Linked DNA regions of Homo sapiens: region 1 is linked to region 2. The links are chromatin loops, found by intact Hi-C in ENCODE. Cell type or tissue: K562. All regions are shown on one strand. Each heading gives the region's core, and the rest is flanking DNA. Links, peaks and the distances in the headings are about the cores only.

Region 1 (11,571 bases), core at 1,741-9,740, 120 kb after region 2:
AGTCTGACACATCCTAAAAGCAGCTACAATGGTGCTGGGTTCCAGGTTTTAGGTGCAAATGTTTGGAGTGGCTCTGGGGCAGGGGCCTAGGCTCAGGGTCTTGCAAAGCTATTGTAGCAGCTGAGTTTGGGGGTATAGGTTTTTTCTGTGTGGTAAGGTTGAATATAGGTTGCACACTGAGCAAGTGTCTCTGACCCTAAGGCACTCCCTAGGAGCTTGGGTCCAGGGGGTCAGGTTGTAGCTGTGCTTCTGTTCCAGAGGGGCAGGGCACAGCCCTGACCTGACACCAGGGAAGAAGGGCTACTCTAAAGGTTTGAGACCACGGTACAGGGTATGGCTGCAATTCAGAAGTCTAAACCAATAGGGCTCGTGGGCAACCTAGGTCGTTAGGGATAGGTCCTTAACGATGAGGCACCATGTAGCAGTGATCCTAAATCCTGGGATGGTGGGGCTCAGCAGTATCTCAGATACTTTGAGGCTGGGTGCAGCAGTAGCAAGTACCCTAGAATGGATGAGGACAGCTGTTGTTTAGGCCCTGGAGGGCAGGGAGCAGCACAGTGATGACTCCACTCCCCAGGGAGAGGGGTATCTTAGCAGCTCAGGATCTAGAGCCCTAGTTCCTCTCCAAGGAAGCAGGTTATTAGAGATTTTTGGCCTGTAGGACAAAGTGTCTCAACTGAGACACTGCTCTGTTTCCCTGGGAGACAGGGTACTACATCAACTCAGCCCTGGACTACACAGCTACTCAACTTGGCCAAGGCACCAATTCCCAAGGGGGTGATGTGCCATTTCAGCTTAGACCTGGGGGACATGACTGTTCTGGGTGGTCCCTACACCATTTTTCCAGGATGTAGACCTCCACCAAAGCACTGTTTCCTCAGAAAGCGGTGCACAGTTTCAGCTCAGGCCTCTAGTGGTAGGACATAGCCAGAGCTGAGAGTGGTAGATGGAACCATTCTTCCAAAGCATCATTTCCCCAAGAGAGAGTGCACAGCTTCTGCTCTGGCCTGAGGGAGTAAAGGGAGGAGGAGTAAGTGAAGCAGTTCCACTGCTGCCCAACCCCAGAGGGAAGGGGGAAACAGTTGCTCACGGCTTGTCTTAGTGCAAAGCTATTGTGGCACCTGAGTTTTGGGGTGCAGGTTTTCTCTCTGTGTTAAAGTTGACTGTAGGTTGCACACTGAGACACCCTCTAGAGCTTGGGTCAAGGAGGGTAAGGTTGGCTGTGATTCTACTCCAGGGCAGGCAGGGCACAGTCTTGGCCTGACTCCAGGGAAGAAGGGATGCTCCAAAGGTTTGAGACCTGCGCTCAAGGTATCGCCATGCAAGCCACAGGAGGTGGCGCACAGTGTGAGGACTGCAGGGGACCCCAGTGGTGAGAACAGTAGGTGTCAAAGGTGTTGATGGGGGCTTCCTTAACCTCCTTGCCATAGGGAGAAGTTCTTCCTGGTTCCCAGCTGATACCAGCTAGGGGATGGGGTGCTGGAAGCCTGCTGTTTCCTTCTGTTCTCTGTGTGGCTATCCTGAGTTTCTGTGTTCATCAGGGTTTCTGTTAAATCCTTTGATGTACTCCGTCACACTCCCTTAGTTATTTGTTAAAATGTAGTTGCTCATTCATTATTTGGGCTGTCTGTGTCAAGGAGATGAGAAAAGGGGACTTCTAGTTGGTAATATTGCTAATGTCATTATTATTTAAAAAGGTTAATTTTCTACTTTTCTCATTTTTACCTTCCTTCTGAAGTAAAATCAGAACCAAATTAATGGAGATATTTAAGTAAATAGGGATCAACAATTTAATTTTTGAAATAGAACAGGTATTAAAGGACCAATGTTGACAAATAAGGTTCATTATCAGTACTTGGATATAGGGTCCATATATAATACTCAATAAATCCCTTCTTTTAAAACTTAAATAAATGGCTTGAACCCTCATTCTAAGCACTATTGGAAACCCAGCGTGTACTTTCTGGAATTGCTAGGGGACATACCTTCTCCTGTTTACCTCTTGACTTAATTTCCTACTTGGAATTATCTTAATTTTCTCATCTCTTTCACTATGATCGCCTTCTTCCTTGTCTTTGTTATTTCTTCAATTTCTTTTTCCACCTTCCTTCTTGGTAAATATATTATTCTATTTAAAACCATTGTGGATAGTACAGATTGTTAAAGTATCAACTAAGAGAATTAACATCTTGGAGAGGGTCCACAAATAAGCTCACAAACATGTCATCCATCTCAGTACTCTCCTGCTTGACGTGAGTTAAGAACAATGGATGCTTCGATATTCACAGGTCACATCTCTAGAATGTGTAGTTCTGTAAGTCTAATTCATTTGAAGTTGGTTAGAACTATATTCTGGTTTGGAGCCACAGATACCAGATACATTTATATTAGCAAGAAAGTCCAGTGATTTACCTTAATCAGCTTTCTAAAAATTTATGAAACCCCTGGTAACTATGGAATGTATATAACTTATAATTTATAAAGCATAATAATAAACACCCATATACCAGCTTAAGAAACAAAATGTTGTCATTATCACTAAACCCTTTTTTCACTTCCCTAATCACATTCTCTACATTCTCCCCAAAGATAATCGCCCTCCTGAGTTTTATTATCCTTTGGACATGTTACTCATGTATTTATATATAAAATATATATTGTATAGTTTGCTTGTCTTTGAATGTTGTCTAAACAATGTCAATGTATTATTCTCCTATAATTTGCTTTTTAAATTTTACCATTATATTCATGATTCATTCATGTTGATGAAAGTAGTTGTAGTTTCCTTATTTTATCTGTTGAAAAGTACAGCCATGTGCCACATAAGGATGCTTCAGTCAACAATGGACCACATGCACAACAGTGTACAATGCAGCTGAAAAAAATGCCTATTGTCTAGTGATGTTGTAGCCATGATAACATTCTAGTGCAATTACTATATTTTTAAATAAATTAAATATAGCCTAAGTGTACAGTAATGTCCTAGGCCTTCCCATTCACTCACCACTCACCCAGAGCAACTTCCTGCAAGCTCCATTCATGGTAAGTGCTTTACACAGCCATACCATTTTTTATCTTTTGTATCATATTTTTACTGTACCTTTTCTGTGTTTAGATACGCAAATGCTTACCATTGTGTTACAGTTACCTACAGTATTGAGTATAGTAACATGCTATAGAGGTTTGTAGCCTAGGAGTAATGGGCTATATTCCATAACCTAGGTGTGTAGTAGGCTATACCATCTAGGTTTGTGTAAGTACACTTTATGATATGTGCACACAATGACGAAATTGTCTAACTCATTTCTCAGAACATATCCCTGTTGTTAAGCCACACATGACTGTATTCAGATACACAAATACATCACAGTTTAGTTTCCCACTATCCTATCAATGGACTTCTGGAATATTTTTCAGTTGTTGTTTTTTTCCTTTTACAAACAATGATGCTCTTTTACATGGCTGCTGATGCATACATGTGTCAAGAATTCCTCCTCCTAAGAATAGAACTATTATGTTATAAGAATGATTCAATTTTACAAAGAAATGCCAACTTGTATTTCAAAGTTATTGTCCGAATTCATGCATTTATGAGTAGTAGTATTTCCTTTTGTACCACGTATCAATCCTTATTGTCAGTCTTTTTAAATTATTGTCAGTCTCATGGGTATAAAATTATATTCCATAGTGTTTCCATTTGAATTTTCCTAATTGCTAATGAGGCTGAACATATTTTGATATTTTCACTGGCCAGTTAGGTTTTGTCTTCTGGCAAGTGTCTGTTAAAGTATCTTACTTATTTTTTTTTAATTTAGGGGCTGGGCATGGTGGCTCATGTCTGTAATTCTAGCACTTTGGGAGGCGAAGGCAGGAGGATTGCTTGAGCCCAGGAGTTCAAGACAAGCCTGGGCAACATGCTGAGACCTTGTCTCTTTCTTTTTTTTTTTTTTTTTTTTTTTGAGATGGAGTCTTCCTCTATTACCCAGTCTGGAGTGCAGTGGGGCAGTCTCGGCTCACTGCAAACTCTTCCTCCTGGGTTCAAGCGATTCTCCTGCCTCAGACACCTGAGTTGCTAGGATTACAGGTGTGCGCCACCATGCCCAGCTAATTTTTGTATTTTTAGTAGACATGGGATTTCACCATATTGGTCAGGCTGGTCTCGAACTCCTGACCTCATGATCCGCCAGCCTTATCCTCCCATAGTGTTGGGATTACAGGCATGAGCCACTGTGCCCAGCCAAGACCTTGTATCCTAAAAAAAAAACAAAGTTATTTATCTTGTTGATTTTAATGAGTAAATATTTTCAGAATATTAATCTTTGACTGCTATGTGTACTGCATATATATCCTATGAATTTTGGGGTTGATTTTTACTTTTTAAAATATAGTAATTTTATGATTTGTACTTTTGGGGCCTGGTTTGAGATGAATTTTTAGGCAGAGGTTATGAAAGTCTTCAACATTATTTTCTAAAAGATTTAATTAAAGTACTTAATTCGTATAAAATGGATTTTTGGTTATCATGTAACACTTTTTTTATATATACAAATAAAATATTCTTTCAGCAATAATTGAGTGACCATCCTTTCCCCAGTAATCTATAATGGCACCCTAAATATGTGTAAAGCATCCTTAGACTTATGGATCTGTTTTAGGGCTATGTTAGTCCATTATCTCTCTCTCTTTTTTTTTTTTTTGCAACGCATAAATGCCAAATCATCTTTTTTTTTTTTTTTTTTTTTTTTTTTTTTTTTTTGAGGAGTCTTGCTCTGTCGCCCAGGCTGGAGTGCAGTGGCGTGACCTCTGCTCATGGCAACCTCCACCTCCAGGGTTCAAATGATTCTCCTGCCTCTGCCTCCCAAGTAGCTGCGACTATAGGTTGTGTGCCACTAGACCCAGTTAATTTTTTTGTATTTTTTAGTAGAGACAGGGTTTCACCATGTTGGCCAGGCTGGTCTCAAACTCCTGATCTCAGTGATCCACTAGCCTTGGCCTCCCAAAGTGCTGGGCTTACAGGTGTGAGCCAATGTGCCCAGCCTGCCAAACCATCTTAATTGCTATAGCTTTCAAATGCATCATGAACTTGTTTCCAGTCATGGAGGAATAACATGGAACAGATTTGTCTTCTTCTTTAGTCAAGGTCTCCAAAGAAACAGAACCAGGCCGGGCATGGAGGCTCAGGCCTATAATCCCAGCACTCTGGGAGGCCAAGGCAGGTAGATCACTTGAGGTCAGGAGTTTGAGACCAGCCTGGCCAACATGGTGAAACCCCATCTCTACTCAAAATACAAAAATTAGCCAGGTGTGGTGGTGGGCACCTGTAGTCCCAACTACTCAGGAGGCTGAGGCAGGAGAATGGCTTGAACCCTGGAGGCAGAGGTTGCAGTGAGCTGAGATCACACCACTGCACTCCAGCCTGGGTAACAGAGCGAAACTCCGTCAAAAAAAAAAAAAAAGAAAGAAAGAAAAGAAACAGAACCAATAGGATCTGTATATCTATATACCTATCTTATTAATATCTATATAGGACACACACACACACACACACACACACACACATATATATATATATATATATATATATATATATATATATATATATTTTTTTTTTTTAAGACAGAGTCTCACTATGTCGTTCAGGCTGGAGTGCAGTGGTGCAGTCTCGGCTCACTGCAACGTCCACCTGCTGGGTTCAAGCGATTCTCCAGCCTCAGCCTCCCAAGTAGCTGGGATTACAGGTGCATGCCATCACACCTGGCTAATTTTTGTATTTTCAGTAGAGATGGGGTTTCACCATGTTGGCCAGGCTGGTCTCAAACCCCTGACCTCAGGTGATCCGCCTGCCTCAGCCTCCCAAAGTGCTAGCATTAAAGGCAGGAGCCACCGCGCCCGGCCCAGGACCTATATATCTATAGAGATTTATTATAAGGAATTGGCTCACACAATTATGAAGGCAGAGAAATCCAAAATCCATAATACAGGCTGGCAGGCTTAAGACTCAGGAGAGCTGGTGGTGTGATTCTAGTCTGAAGGCTGGCAACCTAGAGACCCAGGGAAGCCAATGATGCAGATAATGTCCAAAGCAGCTGGCTGGAAATTTTATCTTTTGCTCAGGGAGGCTAGTCTTTTTGTTATATTCAGGCCTTTAACTGATTGGATGAGGCCCATCCAAGTTCACTGATTTAAATGTTAATCTCCTCCAAAAACATCCTTCAGGTAGATACATATAATTAACCGTTACACCTGCCTACCTTAAACAACTAAAAAAAAAAAAGAAAAAGAAAAAGAAAAAACCCACAAAATATAGTTTTGGACACAAGGCCGCATAGAACAAGGATCTCTTAGTGAAGGGAATCAAATTAGGTGAACCTTAGCATTGCTTAGTGATATGGTTTGGATTTGTGTTCCCACCCTAATTTCATGTCAAATTGTAATCCCCAGTGTTAGAATTAAGATGGCTGGGTGGGAGGCGATTGGATCACAGAGGTGGATTTTCCCCTTTGGTGCAGTTCTCATGATAGAGTTCTCACGCCATCTGGCTATTTAAGTGTGTAACACTTCCCCCTCTCTCTCTTCCTCCCATTCCCGCCATGTAGGAGGTGCCTGCTTCTCCTTCACCGTCCGCCATGACTGAAAGTTTCCTGAGGCCTCCCCACCCATACTTCCTGTACAGCCTGTGGAACAGTGAGCCCATTAAACCTTGTTTCTTTATAAATTACCCAGTCTCGGGTATTTTGTTATAGCAGTATGCTAATGGACTAATATACTTAGTGTACTGCCTGGAAAAAAATTAAAAGGATGCACTGTAGGGAGGAGCAACTCAGACCATGCTCTTCTCACTAGGATGAGGCAGAGTTGAGAATTTGAGGACACCAAGATGACAAAATCACATAGAATAAAATAGTACGTAGGAGAAAGTACTGCAGATAAAAGAGCGAGCTGCACAGAGAGCACCTGATATCCGCAGGTTTTCCTCAACTGTTCATGTTAGTCTTGGTTAGTGTGTGTGTGTAACGAAACTATGGGGAAAGAACTACTGGAAAGGAGTGGGCAGAACTACCTCTGGAACAAAGAAAGCCAGGAAGAGTTAATGTTCCCACCAGCTAGAGTGAAAAAACCTAATAATGCACAAGGCATTGGGTAGAGCGCTCAGAAGTGTATTGCCTCAGTAGCAGTGAAAAATTCTGCCTAAAGGCTGTTTTGATCCTTCATAACAGGACCAACTTGAAAGTAAGCCTCAAAAGGATCAAAATATTTATAAACAATTTTACTACATCCCATACAAAGCTCACGGATAGTTAAGGAATACAAAAAACATTAGCAACCAACAAGGTAAACAAATTACAATGTCTAATTGAAAAGTACAAAGTATGCAAAGAAGCAGAAAAATACAAACCATAATAGGGAGAAAAATCAATCAATGGAAAATGGCTCGGAAGTGATGCAAATAATATCACTAGGAGACACAGACATTACAGCAATTATTATAAATATACTCCACAAATTCAAGGAAAGAAGATAATGTAAGTATGTTAAGAAATTTTATGGAAAATATTAAAAAGATCTTAAACTGTTAGGAATAAAAAATATAGTATCTGATATGGAAAATATAGTGGATAGAATTAGTAGAAAATCAGCTATTGCAAAAGTTCAGTGAACTTGAGGGCACAGTAGTAAAAATAATCTAAATGAAACACAGAGTTGTTTTTTTTTTCTTTTTCTTTTCTTTTTTTTGGGGAATCAGGGGACAGGGTCTCACTCTGTTACCCAGGCTGGAGTGCAGTGGCACAATCACAGCTCACTGCAGCCTCGACACACTAGACTCAAGCAATCCTCCTGCCTTAGCCTCCCAAGTAGCTGAGACTACAGGTGTGTGCCACCATGCCCAGTTAATTTTTTATTTTCTGTAAAGATAGGGTCTCACTATATTGCCGAAGCTGGTCTTGAACTCCTGGACTCAAGCGATCTTTCTGCTTTGTCCTCCTAAACTGCTGGGATTACAGGCATGAGCCACCACACCCAGCTAAAACACAGAGATTTTTTTAAAATGAGAAAAGAACAGAGCATCAGTGAGCTGTGGGACAGCTTTAGGTGGTCTAATATATGTAAGAATGTAGTTCTCAAAGAATGGGGATAAAGGTAAAGTATGTGATAATAGCTCAATAGCTCATTTCTTTTTAGCACTGAATAATATTCTGTTGTATGAATGTACCATGATTTGTTTATCCATTCACTTGCTGAAAGACCTTCTAGTTTTTTCTAAGTTTAAGCAATTATGAATAAAATTTCTACAAATGTTCATATGTAGGTTTCTGCATGAATAAAATTTCTAATGCTATTTGCTTTTGACATGTCATATGTCTTTTTGTTCCCCTATTTGTCCATTACTTCCTTCTTTTATGTTAAATAGAGATTTTCTGGTTTGTTTTTTTTTTTTTTTTTTGGGACAGTCTTGCTCTATTGCCAGGGTGGAGTGCAGTGGCACAGTCTTTGCTCACTGCAACCTCTGCCTCCCATGTTCAAGTGATTCTCCTGCCTCAACCTCCCCAGTAGCTGGGACTACAGGTGCTCACCACCACGCTCAGCTAATTTTGGTATTTTTAGAAGAGATGGGATTTCACCATGTTGGCCAGGGTGGTTTCAATCTCTTGACCTCGTGATCCACCCACCTCCCAAAGTGCTGGCATTACAGGTGTGAGCCACTGTGCCTGGCCTAAAGAGAGATTTTCTAATACACTGCTTTAATTCCCTTGTCATTTCTTTTTATTATATATTTTTGACTTATATTCCTAGTTGTAGTCCTAGGGATTGCAATTAACATTTTAATTTATAAAAATCTAGTTTGGATGAGTAGCAACATAATTGCAAAAGTATACAAAGACTGTTCCAAAATAGCTTTATTTCTCCCCCCTTCCTTTGTGTGTTATTATCATACAATTACGTATTTATATGTGGTATGCCCATCAACACATATTTAGAATTGTTATTTTATACAGTTATCATTTTAGTAAGGTAGTTATATAAAAGTTACAACCAACAAATACATTTATACTGTCTTTTATATTTACCTATGTAATTTCCTCTGGAGTGATTCTCATGCCTCAGCCACCTGAGAAGTGGGGATTACAGGCATACACCACCAAGCCTGGCTAAATTTTGTATTTTTAGTAAAGATGTGGTTTCACCATGTTGGCCAGGCTGGTCTCGAACTCCTGGTCTCAAGTCATCTGCCCACCTCGGCCTCTCAAAGTGCTGAAATTACAGGCGCGAGCCACTGCACCTGGCCTGAAGGATGGTTTTGCCAGATACAGAATTCTTGGTTAGCAGTATTTTTCTTTCAGTATTTTAATGTCATACCACTGCATTCTGGCCTCCATAATTTCTTTTGTAAGAATCAACTGTTAATCTTATTGAGATTATTTATATGTGATGAATCACTTCTCCCCTGCTGCTTTAAAGATTATTTCTTTGTCTTTAGTTCTCAAAAATTTACTTACGATGTGTGTCAGTGTGGACTGACTTGATTTTATCCTACTTGGAGTTCATTAGGATTCTTGGATGGATAGATTAATAATTTTCATCAAATGAGAAGTTTTTGGCCATTATGTTTTTAAAACTCTTTTGCCTCCTTTTCTTTCTCTTTTCCTTCTGAGACTCTTGTTATGTGTATGTTGTCCCATGGGTCTCTGAGGCTCTGTTCACTTTTTCCTTCATTTTTTTTTCAGTTAAAAATACTGAATAAACAATTTACCAATTTCCAAATGTTCTATTTCTTTATTCTTCCTGCTCAAATCTGGTGAGACTCTCTAGTGAGTTTATCATTTTAGTTATTTTACTTTTCAATGGAAGAGTTTCTATTTAGTTCTTTTTAAAATAATTTCTATCAGTTTATTTACAGTCTCTATTTAAATAACCAGAATTTTCCTATTTTCCTTTAGCTTTTTACACATGGCTGCCTTCAGTTCACTGATATAAAGTCTTTGTCTAGTAAGTCCAATGTCTTGGCTTCCTTGGGTTTTCATTGGTTGATTTCTTTTTTCCCATCATAGGGACCATACTTTCTTTTTTTGTTGTCTCATAATTTTTTGTCAAAAACAGGACATTTAAAATAATATAATGTGGTATCTCTGGAACTCAGATTCTTCTCTCTCCCCGTGGTTTGGTGTTGTTGCTGTTTGTTCAGTGACTTTTCTGAACTAACTCTGTAAAGGGTATATTCATTTTCATGTATGGCCACTGGTTTTTTTGCATGGTTAGCCTAGTGGTCAGCTAATAACGAACAGATTTTCTTAAACACCTAGAGCTAATCAGTCTCCCAGTCTTTGCCTAGGGCTCTAGATGCATATTGGGGTATGACTTCACCACTCAGCCAGGCAGTGGACAACCCTGCCGTCACCTTTATTTCCTACTTGACAGACCCTCAAGGTCACTGAAAGATAAGAGGTTAGGATCTTCTTTAATCTCTGCAGAACATGTTAAAGAAGAGGACACACTTACCAACTACTTTTATGAGAACAGTAGTACCCTGATACCAAAAAAAAAAGAAAAAAAAATTAAAAAGAAAGAAAACTGGCCAGGCACAGTGGCTCACGCCTGTAATCCCAGCACTTTGGGAGGTCGAGGCAGATGGATCACAAGGTCAGGAGTTCAAGACCAGCCTGGCCAATATGGTGAAACCCCACCTCTGCTAAAAATACAAAAATTAGCTTAGTGTGGTGGCACACGCCTGTAGTCTTAGCTACTTGGAAGACTGAGGCAGGAGAGTCACTTGAACCCGTGAGGCAGAGATTGCAGTGAGCCAAGATTATACCACTGCACTCCAGCCTGGGAGACAGAGCAAGACTCCGTCTAAAAAAAAGAACAAGAGAAAACTACAGACATCATTGCAATAATTTTTAACCATATTTTAGCAAATCAAATCCAGCCATATATAAAAAGAATAATAAACCATCTTGGTAGAAAACAACAAGAAAGTCATATTATATTTTAATAGATTCAGGGCCAAGAGCTAATAAATACCGGCAGCCTCTGGAAGCTGGAAAAGGAAACAAATGGCCTCTAGAGCCTCCAGAAGAAACACAGACCTATTGGTGATTTTGGACTTTTGACCTACATAACTGTGAAATGATAAATGAGTGTTGTTTTAAGCCACTAATTTTCTGGTTATTTTGTTACATAGCAGTTAAAAAGATGAGTATAGATTTTGGTACCTGGAATTACGTGCTGACACAACAAATGTCTAAAAATGTGGAATTGGTTTTGAAATCAGACAGTGGGTGGAGGCTGTAAAAATTCTGAGGAGCATGGTAGTAAAAGCCTAGACTGCCTTGAATAGAAGAAGACTGTTAATAGAAATATTCATGTTAAAAATATTGCTGTTGGGAACTCAGAACAATATGAGGAAGATTATAGAGAAATCCTAAACTGCCTTAGAGAAAGCCTCCATCATCATGAGCAAACTATTAATAGAAATCTGGACATTAAGAATGCTTCTGGTGAGGATTTAGAAAAAAAGTGAGGAGCATATTATTGAAACAGGAGGAAGGAAGATTCTTGTTATATGTTAGCAGA
Region 2 (11,571 bases), core at 1,651-9,650:
TGTGTTGTCAGAGGGGTGAGGGGAGCAGAGACACACTCCCACCTACAGTTTCTGCTGGACTCTGAGTTCCTCAGCGGTCGCTATCAACCAGACTTTTGCTGCTTTCTTTCTCTCCACCCAATCTTCTTCACGTGGGTACTCCAACAGGTCCTGGCTCTGTTCCCTCTGTTTCCTTGTCAAAACTTGATGATTTACCAGTAATTTTGATCTTCCTTCTGAGGAGAACGGGCATGAGATGTCCGTAGTCACAATCTTGAAGCAGCGTCTGAATCTTATTTTTCCATCCATTCTAAATCTTTTGATTGGAGAGCTTAATTACATTGAAGATTGTTATTGATAGGTAAGCACGTACTACTGCATTTGTTATTGTTTTCTGGTTGTTTTTTGGTCCTTTGTTCCTTTCTTCTTCTCTTATTGTCTACTCTTGTGATTTTGTGCTATGTGCTAAGTTTTGATTCCTTTCTCGTTCTCATTTGTGTATCTACTGTAGTTTTTTGCTTTGTAGTTAATCATGAGGCTTACACAAAGCATCTTATAGTAATAATAGACTATTTTAAGCTGATAACAATTTAACTTTGTCACATGAAGATATTCTAGACTTTTACCCTCCTCACAATTATTTTGGCTGTCACAGTTTATACCTTTTTACATTTTGGACTTCATAACAACTTAATGCAATTACAGTTGTTTTTTACTGTTTCAACATTTAACCTTTATAATAGCAATTTGAGAGATTTACACACCATTGTTGCAGTAATGGAATATTCTGAATTTGAATATATATAAATACCTCTCTACCAGTGAGTTTTATACTTTGATATGTTCTTGTGGTAGTAGTTATTGTTCTTTTGTTTCTGGTTGAAGAACTCTTAAGCATTTCTTGTAAATCAGTTCTAGAGGTGATGAATTCCCTTAGCTTCTGTCTATCTGGGAAAGACTTTACTTCTATTTTATTTCTGAAAAACAGCTTTTCTAAGTATAGTATTGTTGGCTGGCAGGGTTTTTTTAATTAGCACCTTGAGTATATTATCCCATTCTCTCCTGACCTGCAAGATTTCTGCTGAGAAATCTGCTGATAGTCTAATGGCGAGCCCCTTGTATGTTGCTTGATGCTCTTCTCCCTCTGCTTTTAAAATTCTTTGTCTTTTACTTTTAATGTTTTAAATTATAAAGTGCCTTGGTGAGGACCTCTTTGCATTGAACCTGTTTGTTAGTTTTCAACTTCTGTAGATATGGATGACCATATCACTCCCAAGACTTGGGAAGTGTTCAGCAAGTACTTCACTTAAAAAGCCTTCTGTGCCTTTCTCCATCTCTCTTTTTTTTTTTTTTTTTTTTTTTTTTTGAGATGGAGTCTTCCTCTGTTGCTGGAGTGCAGTGACGTAATCTTGGCTCACTGCAGCCTCCACCTCCTGGGTTCAAGCGATTCTCCTGCCTCAGCCTCCCAAGTAGCTGGGACTACAGGCGCATGCCACCACACCTGGCTAATTTTTTGTATTTTTAGTAGAGACAGGGCTTCACCATGTTAGCCAGGATGGTCTTGATCTCCTGACCTCGTGATCCTCCCGCCTTGGCCTCCCAAAGTGCTGGGATTACAGGCGTGAGCCACCATGCCCGGCCTCATCTCTTCTCTTTCTAGAGCTCATACTGTGACATTTGTTCCTTTCATGGTGTTCCATAATTCCTATAGGCTTTCTTCACTTTTTCTCTATCTGGGCAACTTCAAAAGACCTATCTTCAAATTCACAGATTGTTTCCTCTGCTTGATCTAGTCTGCTGTTGAAGCTCTCAGTTTTTAACAATTTCATTCATTGAATTCTTCAGCCCCAAGATTTCTGTTTGGTTCTTTTTGTGTTATGTATATCTTTATTGAGCTTGTGATTCATATCATGGATTATTTTGCTGATTTCATTGAATTGTCTATCCTCTTGTATATCCCTGAGTTTCCGTAAGATCATTACTTTGATTTCTCTATCAGGTAATTTGTAAATTTCCATTTCTTTGGGGTCATTATCTGGAGAATTATTCCTTTGATGGTGTCATGTTTTCCTGCTTTTTCATGTTTCTTGTGTCCTTGCATTGATAACTGCACATCTAGTGGATCAGTGACCTCTTCCAAATCTATAGAGTTGCTTTTGTAGGGGATGATTTTACCTATAGATGATTGCTAGGGGGTCAGTTGAGCAGGGTGCATTGGCTCTGTGGGTGGTGGTGCAGTGGCTCAAGGGCAGAGGTTCTGCCTCTGGTTCCAGGTAGGCACGGTAGTGTAGTGTCCATGCAGCTCCTTCAGTTGTAATCAATTTGAGTAATGGCTGCAGGTACTTTAGCCATGACTGTAGGAGTGTGTGACAGCAGTGGTAGCAGCATAGGTTATTAGGATTCTCAGTGACAAGGGCTTTAGTGGGGGTCCTCCTGCTCTTGTTTATCGTACCGTGGGGAGACTTTGTTGGGGAAATCCTTCTTGTTGTCAGATTTGGCAGAGCTCACAAGCAGCCTACAGTGGTGCTAGGGTCCTGGGCCCACTGTCTTCCTGAATTACTATGATACTTGTGACTTGAGTACAAGTTCACTCTCTGAGGTATGGGTAGATGAAGCTGTTCTACAAAGGTGGGGACTGACTCTAAGGCATTCCCCAGTAGCTTGGGCCCAGGTAGCAGGGATATAGCTGTGACTCTGATCCTGAGAGTCAGGGCACAGCACTGGCATGGGTCTGGAGAAGAAGAGATGTTCTAGAGGCTTGGACCCTAGGGAGCAGGGCATAACTGCACTTCAGTTTCTGGAGCCAGTAGGGCATAGTGGCAACTTGGACACCAGGAGAGGAGGTTCCTTGTAGTGGTGACTCTGGCATGGCAGGACATAGCAATGGACCAGACTTTGTGAGGCTGGGTACAGCAGCAACAAGGGCCCATGAATGGTGGGGCACAGCTGTGACTTAGGCATTGGGGAAGGGAATAGCACAACAATGACTCCACCCTTCTGTATATGGCCATACTTAGCCTGTGCTTCACAGGGTTTCTGCCACTCCCTTGCTATTCTCTGACATTCTTAAGTCACTCTGGTCAAAATGCAGTTATCAATTCATTGTTTTTGTCCTTTTTTGTGGGGCAGAGGGTAGAGCATTAGGCATTTGTAATTTGCCATCCTGCTGATGTCACCACCCTCCTTGCCTGGCTGCCTGGCTACCTAGCTGCCTCCTTCCCTCCCTCCCTCCGCCCCTCTATAGTTAGTTTCTATTGCCTTCAACCAAAGAATCTTAACTGATTTACCACGTAAAATGCTCAGCATGGTACCTGGTGAATAGTAACACAAATAAATTCATTGGGAATTCTGTGTCTCATGATATTCCAGAGCTGTGCATAAGGAAATGTTCAGGAAACATCTGTTTATTTAATGCACACTGGTATAGTGGGAAAAAAATGAGACTGGGAATCAGAATACCTGATTTTGGTCTCAGCCTTGCCAATTAATTAGCTTGTTTGAAGATTGACTTAATGTTTGTGGCCTTTATTTCCTCGTCTAGATGAAGGGCATATTCTCTAATGTTGCTCTATCTAAATTGTATAGAAAAATAGTATCCATAATGTAAGTATTTAGATCCAGCTTAATATACAAAAAAAAATTGATTAAAGTTATTTAACTATTATTTCAATAGAAAGTCTAATATAGCATAATCTAGATGTTATATTGGGGGGTAGTGTTCATATATCTATCTTTACTCATTGACCGTTACTCAGGAGTGGTTAACATGGAATTCAGAATTGAAGCTAGCATTATTAAGCCCCCTAAAATATTAATGTAAAGTTTGGCAGTATGTATGTTGGTGCATTTTCTTCAGTAAAACCACGTATATTTCCTTGGATTCTCAAAAGTATAATATTTTCAATCTAACAAAGGATAAAAATCACTGCCCTGTAACCAAACCAGCATGGTACTGGTACAAAAATAGACACATAGAACAATGGAAGAGAATAGAGAACTCAGAAATAAACCACATACCTACACGGAACTGATCTTTGAAAAACCTGACAAAAACAAGCAATAGGGAAAGGATTTCCTATTTAATAAATGGTGCTGGGAGAACTGGCTAGTCATATGCAGAAAATTGAAACTGGATCCCCCTTCCTTAAACTTTATACAAAAGTTAACGCAAGATGGATTAAAGATGTAAATGTAAAACCCAAAACTATAGAAATCCTAGAAGAAAATCTAGGCAGTATCGTTCAGGACACAGGCACAAATAAAGATTTCATGATGAAATGCCAAAAGCAATAGCGACAAAAGCAAAAATTGGCAAATGGGATCTAATTAACTAAAGAGCTTTTGCACAGCAAAAGAAACTGTCATCAGAGTGAACAGACAACCTACAGAATGGGAGAAAATTTTTGCAATCTATCCATCTGACAAAGAGCTAATATCCAGAGTCTACAAGGAACTTAAACAAATTTACAAGAAAAAAACAAAAATGTCCATTTTTACGCATTAAAAAATGGGCAAAGGACATAAACAGACACTTCTTAAAAAGAAGACATGCATGCAGCCAACAAACATGAAAAAAAGCTCAACATCTCTGATCATTAGAGAAATGCAAATCAGAACCACAGAGAAATACCATATCACATCAGTCAGAATGGCAATTATTAAAAAATCAAGAAACAACAGATGCTGGCAAAGTTACAGAGAAAAAGGAATGCATTTACACTGTTGGTGGGAGTGTAAATTAGTTTAGCCATTTTGGAAGACAGTGTGGGGATTCCTCAAAGATCTAGAAGCAGGTACACCATTTGACCCAGCAATCCCATTACTGGGTATATACCCCAAAATATATAAATCATTCTGTTATAAAGATACATGCATGCGTATGTTCATTGCAGCACTATTCACGATAGCAAAGACATAGAATCAACCCAGATTTCCATCAGTGATAGACTGGATAAAGAAAACACGGTACATATACACCATGGAATACTATGCAGCCACAGAAAGGAACAAGAACATGTCCTTTGCAGGGACATTGATGGAGCTGGAAGCTGTTATTCTCAACAGACTAACACAGGAACAGAAAACCAAACACCTCATGGTATCACTTATAAGTGGGAGCTGAACGATGAGAATACATGAACACATTGGTGGGAACAACACACATTGGGGCTTTTGAGGGATGTGGAGGAAGGGAGAGCATCAGGAAGAATAGCTAACGGATGCTGGCCTTAATACCTGGGTGATGAGTTGATCTGTGCAGCAAACCACCATGGCACACATTTACCTATATAACAAGCCTGCACATTCTGCACATGTACCCTGGAACTTAAAAGTGAAGGAAAAAAAAATCACTGCCTTAACTATTGTGATTCTTTGGCAGTATATACCTAATTTTATAAAATTTTCTCTTTGACATATTTAATGATAAAAATTGTAGTACCAATTGGGATTTAGATATGGAGAACAATATGTGATGATGGGTCCTTTTTTTGGGAGGGCCAAGTAATATAGTGTTAGGTTTTCAGCCATCACGTATGCTATATTGTGAATGAAGTATGTAAGGAAGATCGATTCAGTTTTTTAAAAGGGTAGCAATGTTTTAAGAATTAAAATTCAGTGAAAAATAGAATTAGGGAGATTCTGTCTTGGTTAGGTTGGATAAAATATTTTGAATGTAAATTCTTGTGTATTTCTGTTTCCATCTTTGTCTTATTTTTAGACTTTCCATGCACGCCTGTAAGGCTCCCCACAGGGTGTACACACTCATTGCTTCTGGCTACCTTGTTCTTATTCTTAGATATTCTTATAAAAGCATTATGGCAATACTAGTTAAGAAAATTTATTCAAATACAAATACTTTTATACTATTGGTTCTTCAAAGATAAGGTTTTGAGACATTAAATATGAATTTGATAAGATTTGGCCATGATATATCTTTAGGCTGTATAAAACTGTGTGAAATTACTCTATTCAAAATATGAAACTAAGTCATTTAATACTTTCCTAGCATACATTAAATCCTTACTAATAAGTCAGCATAAAGATGAAAATATGTTTGTTATTGATCAAGAGTAGGCAGACATCAAGAGTAGGCAGACTGGTGGTTTCATGTGTTTGTAAGCCTCGCCTCACTATTTGGTGAAATTTTGAGTTTCGTCATTTGGTGGCACTGCTGCTTAATTTTTCAGCACATGGCAAAATTGACACGTGAAGTAGAAACAGTTTTACAGCGATAATTGAAAACCTTTTGTGACAATAAAAGCAATGTTGAAAAGCCTTAAATTTATGAACCTTGTGAGAAAAATGGCTAAGAAAAAAAAAGCTTCTAAAGCATTTCTTTTAAAACTGAATTATGAAACTTTCAGGTCAATGTTTTATCTTTTTTTTTGCACATTTTTATATTTAAAACTGTGGTTAAACTTTGAAAGACTGTGCTTTGTTTGTTTTGTTTTGTTTTGAAACAGGGTCTTGCTCTGTCACTCAGGCTGGAGTGCCGTGGTGTGAACATGGCTCTCTGCAATTTCGACCTGCTGGGCTCAAGGGATCCTCCTGCCTCAGCCTGTCTATAGCTGGGACCCTTAGCACACGTCACCATACATAAGCTAATGTTCTTATTTGTTGTACAAATGGAGTCTCACTGGTCTGGTGAGACTCCATTTCTACAAGAAAAAAGAAAATTAACTGGGTCTCAAACTCCTGGGCTCAAGTGCTCCTCCTGCCTCAGCCTCCTGAGTGCTGGGATTATAGGTGTGAGCCATTGCACCCAGTGAAAAAGTATGTTTAGAATGAAATATATATTATAGATTTAGCTGGGTGATCAATTGTATAATAAAATTGGGTCATTCTTTGTTCCAAATTTTTATATTTTTCTCTTATATGAAACTTTATATTGTTTTCCTGGCTTAGTTAATTTTTGTGATATGTCATATTTGCTCAACTTTCCGTATAAAAGGCTTAGTGTAATGGTTTATCTTTCAATAATTAGAAGTACATTATCATCTTTTATCTCAAGATGTAGTTAATATTGAAAAGCTTTAAGGTTCTGATTATAAATAATACACCATGATATTTATACAGAAGGCCCAATTCAACTGTACTAATAAGTTACTTAAGTGTATGACATTAGCTTATAATGATGTTGCCACATTTCAGTAGTCATCCTGAACCACCCATAAATTTTCAGTAACTTAGTTGTCTTCTTAAGTTATTGTAAGAGTTAGTAATCTGTCTTTGTTCATTTATTTAGATTCCATGTCTGAATTTGTCTGTTTAGGTTCTTCTAATCTGTTTGGTTTAGTTGACTCAGAGGAGAGATCAGTATGCATTTGATTATAGAACATAAGCATTTACTGAAGGCTGCTGAAGATCATTATTATAAAAGTGCCAATAAATTTGTCTCTCACAATGCTCAAATTTTAATTTCTGATCATGGTTAAGATAGGAGGTTTTTGTTTTTAGTCTGCATTCTAAAGATGAGAAACTTGCATTCTGAAACTTAATACATTTCATCAGGAACTAAAACCAGACTTGTAGTGTTTAAGCCAAATAACCTTATTTAATGGAAACCAAATAAATAACAATTGCTACTATTTATTAGGTACACAGATGTGTACTTTACGTAAATTATCTCATGCAATCCCTATAGCAGAGAGGCAAAGAGTACAGCATTTCTATTTTAGAGAAAAACTGTGAGGTTCAGAGAGGATAAAAACAATGAAAAATCACAGGACTGGTGAGTGTTTTGGGATTTGAATGTACAACTGTCCTACTTTATCTGTGTTTTATGGCCTTCCCGAACAATGAATGGCTGACCATTGGCTGCTCTGCGAAGGCTGTTCTCACTGGTGCCCCTCTTGGCTTTACAGAGTTAGTTCTTTCTATATTTTTTGTTTCATTCTTCCCCAGATCGTTTAGTACTTATCTCTTTATTTTTTTCTCTGTAACATACTGATTGATTTATGTGTTCTTTTTTCTTTTCTAATTTACAGTCCCCTCAGAGAAAATATTGTGTCTAATTCATTTTGGATATCATTATCTAGAACTGTGCTTGGCCTTAATAGGTATTAATATGTATTTTAATTTATTGATAATTTTTGTCAAATATTGTGGATTTGTCTTCTCACAGAAATCGTGTCAGATTGATGTATCGAAATAGCAGGCCAAACGCGGTGGCTCACGCCTGTAATCCCAGCACTCTGGGAGGCCAAGGCAGGCAGATCACGGGGTCAGGAGTTCGAGACCAGCCTGGCCAACATGTGAAATCCCATTTCTACTAAAAATACAAAAATGTGCTGGGCATGGTGGCACATAACTGTAATCCTAGTATGTGGTAGAGAAGTGATTACTGATTTAAATAAAAATAGCAGAATGTGTTCATTCAAAGTATATTTCTTTTAAGTAATCATCTAGAGAAATAACATATTTGTTCTAAAAATACTGCTACTATTCAGAACAACTTTGGAGCTTGTTTTTATTCTCTCAGTGTATGAAACCTTATTTGAATTTATATACTATAGTAATTAAAACAAACAAAGTTTCAAAATATTTAGATATAATCTTTCAAGGTGATAATACTGTTAGGTGAGCTCTAGATATTTTTAAAAGTTATTTGTAGTAACTTTTTTTTTTTTTTTTTTTGAGACAGAGTCTCACTCTGTCGCCCAGGCTGGAGTGCAGTGGCACAGTCTCGGCTCACTGCAACCTCTGCCTCACGGGTTCAAGTGATTCTCCTGCCTCAGCCTCCCGAGTACTTGGGACTACAGGTGTACACCACCATGCCCGGCCAATTTTTTGTATTTTTAGTAGAGAGAGGGTTTCACCATGATGGCCAGACTGGTCTCAAACTCATGACCTTGTGATCCACCCGCCTTGGCCTCCCAAAGTGCTGGGATTACAGGTGTGAGCCACTGCGCCCGGCCTATTTGTAGTAACATCTTAAATATCAGTATACTTTTTCAATAATACTGAACTATGGGACTAAAGCAATGTTTCCATCCTTTTTTGAACAAAATAAATACAGGCATACTTTGTTTTATTGTGCTTCATAAATACTGCATTTTTTACAAATTGAAGGTTTGTGGCAACCCTGCATCAAGCAAGTCTATCAGTGTCATTTTCCCAACAGCTTTTGCTCATTTTGTGTCTTTGTGTCACATTTTTGTAATTCTTGCCATATTTCAAACTTTTTCATTATTGTCATTATATCTTTGATATTACTGTTGTAATTGTTCTGAGGCACCACAGACTTCACCCATATAAGATGGGAAATTTAATTGATGAATGTGTGTGTTCTAATTGCTCCACTGACTGGTAGTTCCCCTGTCTCACTCCTCAGATCTTATTCCCTAAGACAAAATAATATTGAAATTAGGCCACTTAATGACTTACAGTGGCCTCTTAAGTATTCAAGTAAAAGAGTTGCATGTCTGTCACCTGAAATCAAGATTAAGCTTGGTGATGAAGGCATATTGAAAGCTGAGATAGGCACAGAATTAAGCCTCTTGCGCCAGTTATCCAAGTTGTGAATGCAAAGGAAAAGTTCCTGAAGGAAATTAAAAGTGCTACCCCAGACCAGGTGCAGTGGCTCACGCCTGTAATCCCAGCATGTTGGGAGGCCGAGGCAGGTGGATCATGAGATCAGGAGTTTGAGACCAGCCTGGCTAACATAGTGAACCCCATCTCTACTAAAAATACAAAAAATTAGCTGAGCGTGGTGGTGTGTGCCTGTAATCCCAGCTACTCAGGAGGCTGAGGCAGGAGAATCATGTAAATCCAGGAGGGAGGCGGAGGTTTCACTGAGCCATTGCACCCCATTGCACTCCAGCCTGGGCGACAGTACAAGACTCCATCTCAGAAAAAAAAAAAGTTCTACTCCAGTGAACACACATGATAAGAAAGCGAAACAGCCAGGTGCCTGTAGTCTCAGCAACTCGGGAGACTGAGGCACGAGAATTGCTTGAGGCCAGAAGTTTGAGACTAGCATGGATGACATAGTGAGAACCTGTCTCTAAAAAAAAAAAAAGAAAGAAAGAAAGAAAGAAAAATTAGCTGGATGTGGTGGCACACACCTATAGTCCCAACCACATTGAGAAGCTAAGGCAGAATGATCATTTGAGCCTAGGATTTCAAGGTTGCAGTGAGCTATTATTGTGCCTGGATCTGCACTCCAGCCTGGGTGACAGAGCAAGACCCCATCTCTTAGAAAAAAAAGAAAGAAAGAAAGCAAAACAGCCTTCTTGCTGATATGGAGAAAGCTTTAGTGGTCTAGATAGAAGATCAAACCAGCCGCAACATTCTCTTTGGCCAAAGCCTAATCCAGAGCAAGGCCCTAACTCTCCTCAATTCCGTGAAGACTAGGAGAGATAAGGAAGCTACAGAAGAAAAATTGTTGGCTAGCAGAGATTGGTTCATAAGGTTTAAGGAAAGAAGCCACCTCCATAACATGAAAGTGCAAGGTAAAGCAGTAAGTGCTGATGGAGAAACTGCAGTACATTATCCAGGAGATATAGCTAAGATCATTGATAAAGGTGGTAATACTAAACAACAGATTTTCAGTGTAGATAAAACAGCCTTCTATTGGAAGAAGATGCCATCTAGGACTCTCATAACTAAAGAGAAGTCAATACCTGGCTTCAAAGCTAAAGAGAAGTCAATAGCTGGCTTCAAAGCTTCAAAAGACTGGCTGACTCTCTTGTTGGGAGCTAATGCAGCTGGTGACTTTAAGTTGAAGCCAGTGCTCATTTGCCATTCTGAAACTCCTAGGACCCTTAAGAATTATGCTAAATCTATTCTATTTGTGTTCTATAAATGGAACAATAAAGCCTGGATGACTGCACATCTGTTAACAGCACGGTTTGCTGTAAATATTTTAAGCCCACTGTTGAGACCTACTGGTTAGAAAAAAAAAATTATTTCCAAATATTACTACTCATTGACAAGGCACCTAGTTACCCAAGAGCTCTGATGGAGATGTATTATACAAAGAGATTCATGTTGTTTTCATGCCTGCTAACACGACATCCATTCTGCAGCCAATGTATCAAGAAGTCATTTTGACTTTCAGGTCTTCTTATTTAAGAAATACATTTTTTTAAGGCTGTAGCCATAGATAATGGTTCCTCTAATGGATCTGGGCAAAGTAAATTGAAAGCCTTCTAAAAAGTATTCATCATTCATCATTCTAGATGCCATTCAGAACTTTTTTGATTCATGGAGTTAATGTCATGTTAATGTTAATGTCAACATTAACAGGAGTTTGGAAGAAGTTGACTCCATTCTTCAAGATTTCAGTGGAGGAAGTCAGTGTAGATGTGGTAGAAATAGCAAGAGAAGTAGAATGGCAAGGGGAGCCTGAAGATATGACTGAATTGCTACAATCTCATGATAAACTTGAATGGATGAGGAATTGCTTCTTATGGAGGAGCAAATAAAGTGGTTTCTTGAGGTGGAGTCTACGAAGGTGAAGCTGTTTTGAACATTGTTGAAATGATAAGGGATTTAGAATATTTTGTAAACTTAGTCGATAAAGCAACAGCAGGGTTTGAGATGACTGACTCCAGTTTTGAAAGAAGTTCTACTGTGGGTAAAATGCAA

Evidence for each region. Peaks named below come from ENCODE experiments on the same cell type or tissue, not always from the same donor. Only the 100,000 strongest peaks of a DNase experiment are listed, where the experiment ranks them.
Region 1: it touches region 2 in a loop (4-fold over the local background); 4 of 110 quality-filtered maps call a loop at or near these places.

The regions. Positions count from the first base shown.
Region 1 is chr4:169,364,830-169,376,400 of GRCh38, reverse strand. No RefSeq gene overlaps it. Among named protein-coding and RNA genes, the nearest start is that of SH3RF1, 100 kb to the right of the region's middle. RefSeq lists a silencer at 5,943-6,169. In K562, for the core only: a CTCF peak has its summit at 6,542; no DNase peak of the experiment used is centred there.
Region 2 is chr4:169,480,911-169,492,481 of GRCh38, reverse strand. All of the region lies in intron 23 of NEK1 (NIMA related kinase 1), which reads left to right. Among named protein-coding and RNA genes, the nearest start is that of NEK1, 130 kb to the left of the region's middle. In K562, for the core only: a CTCF peak has its summit at 6,146; no DNase peak of the experiment used is centred there.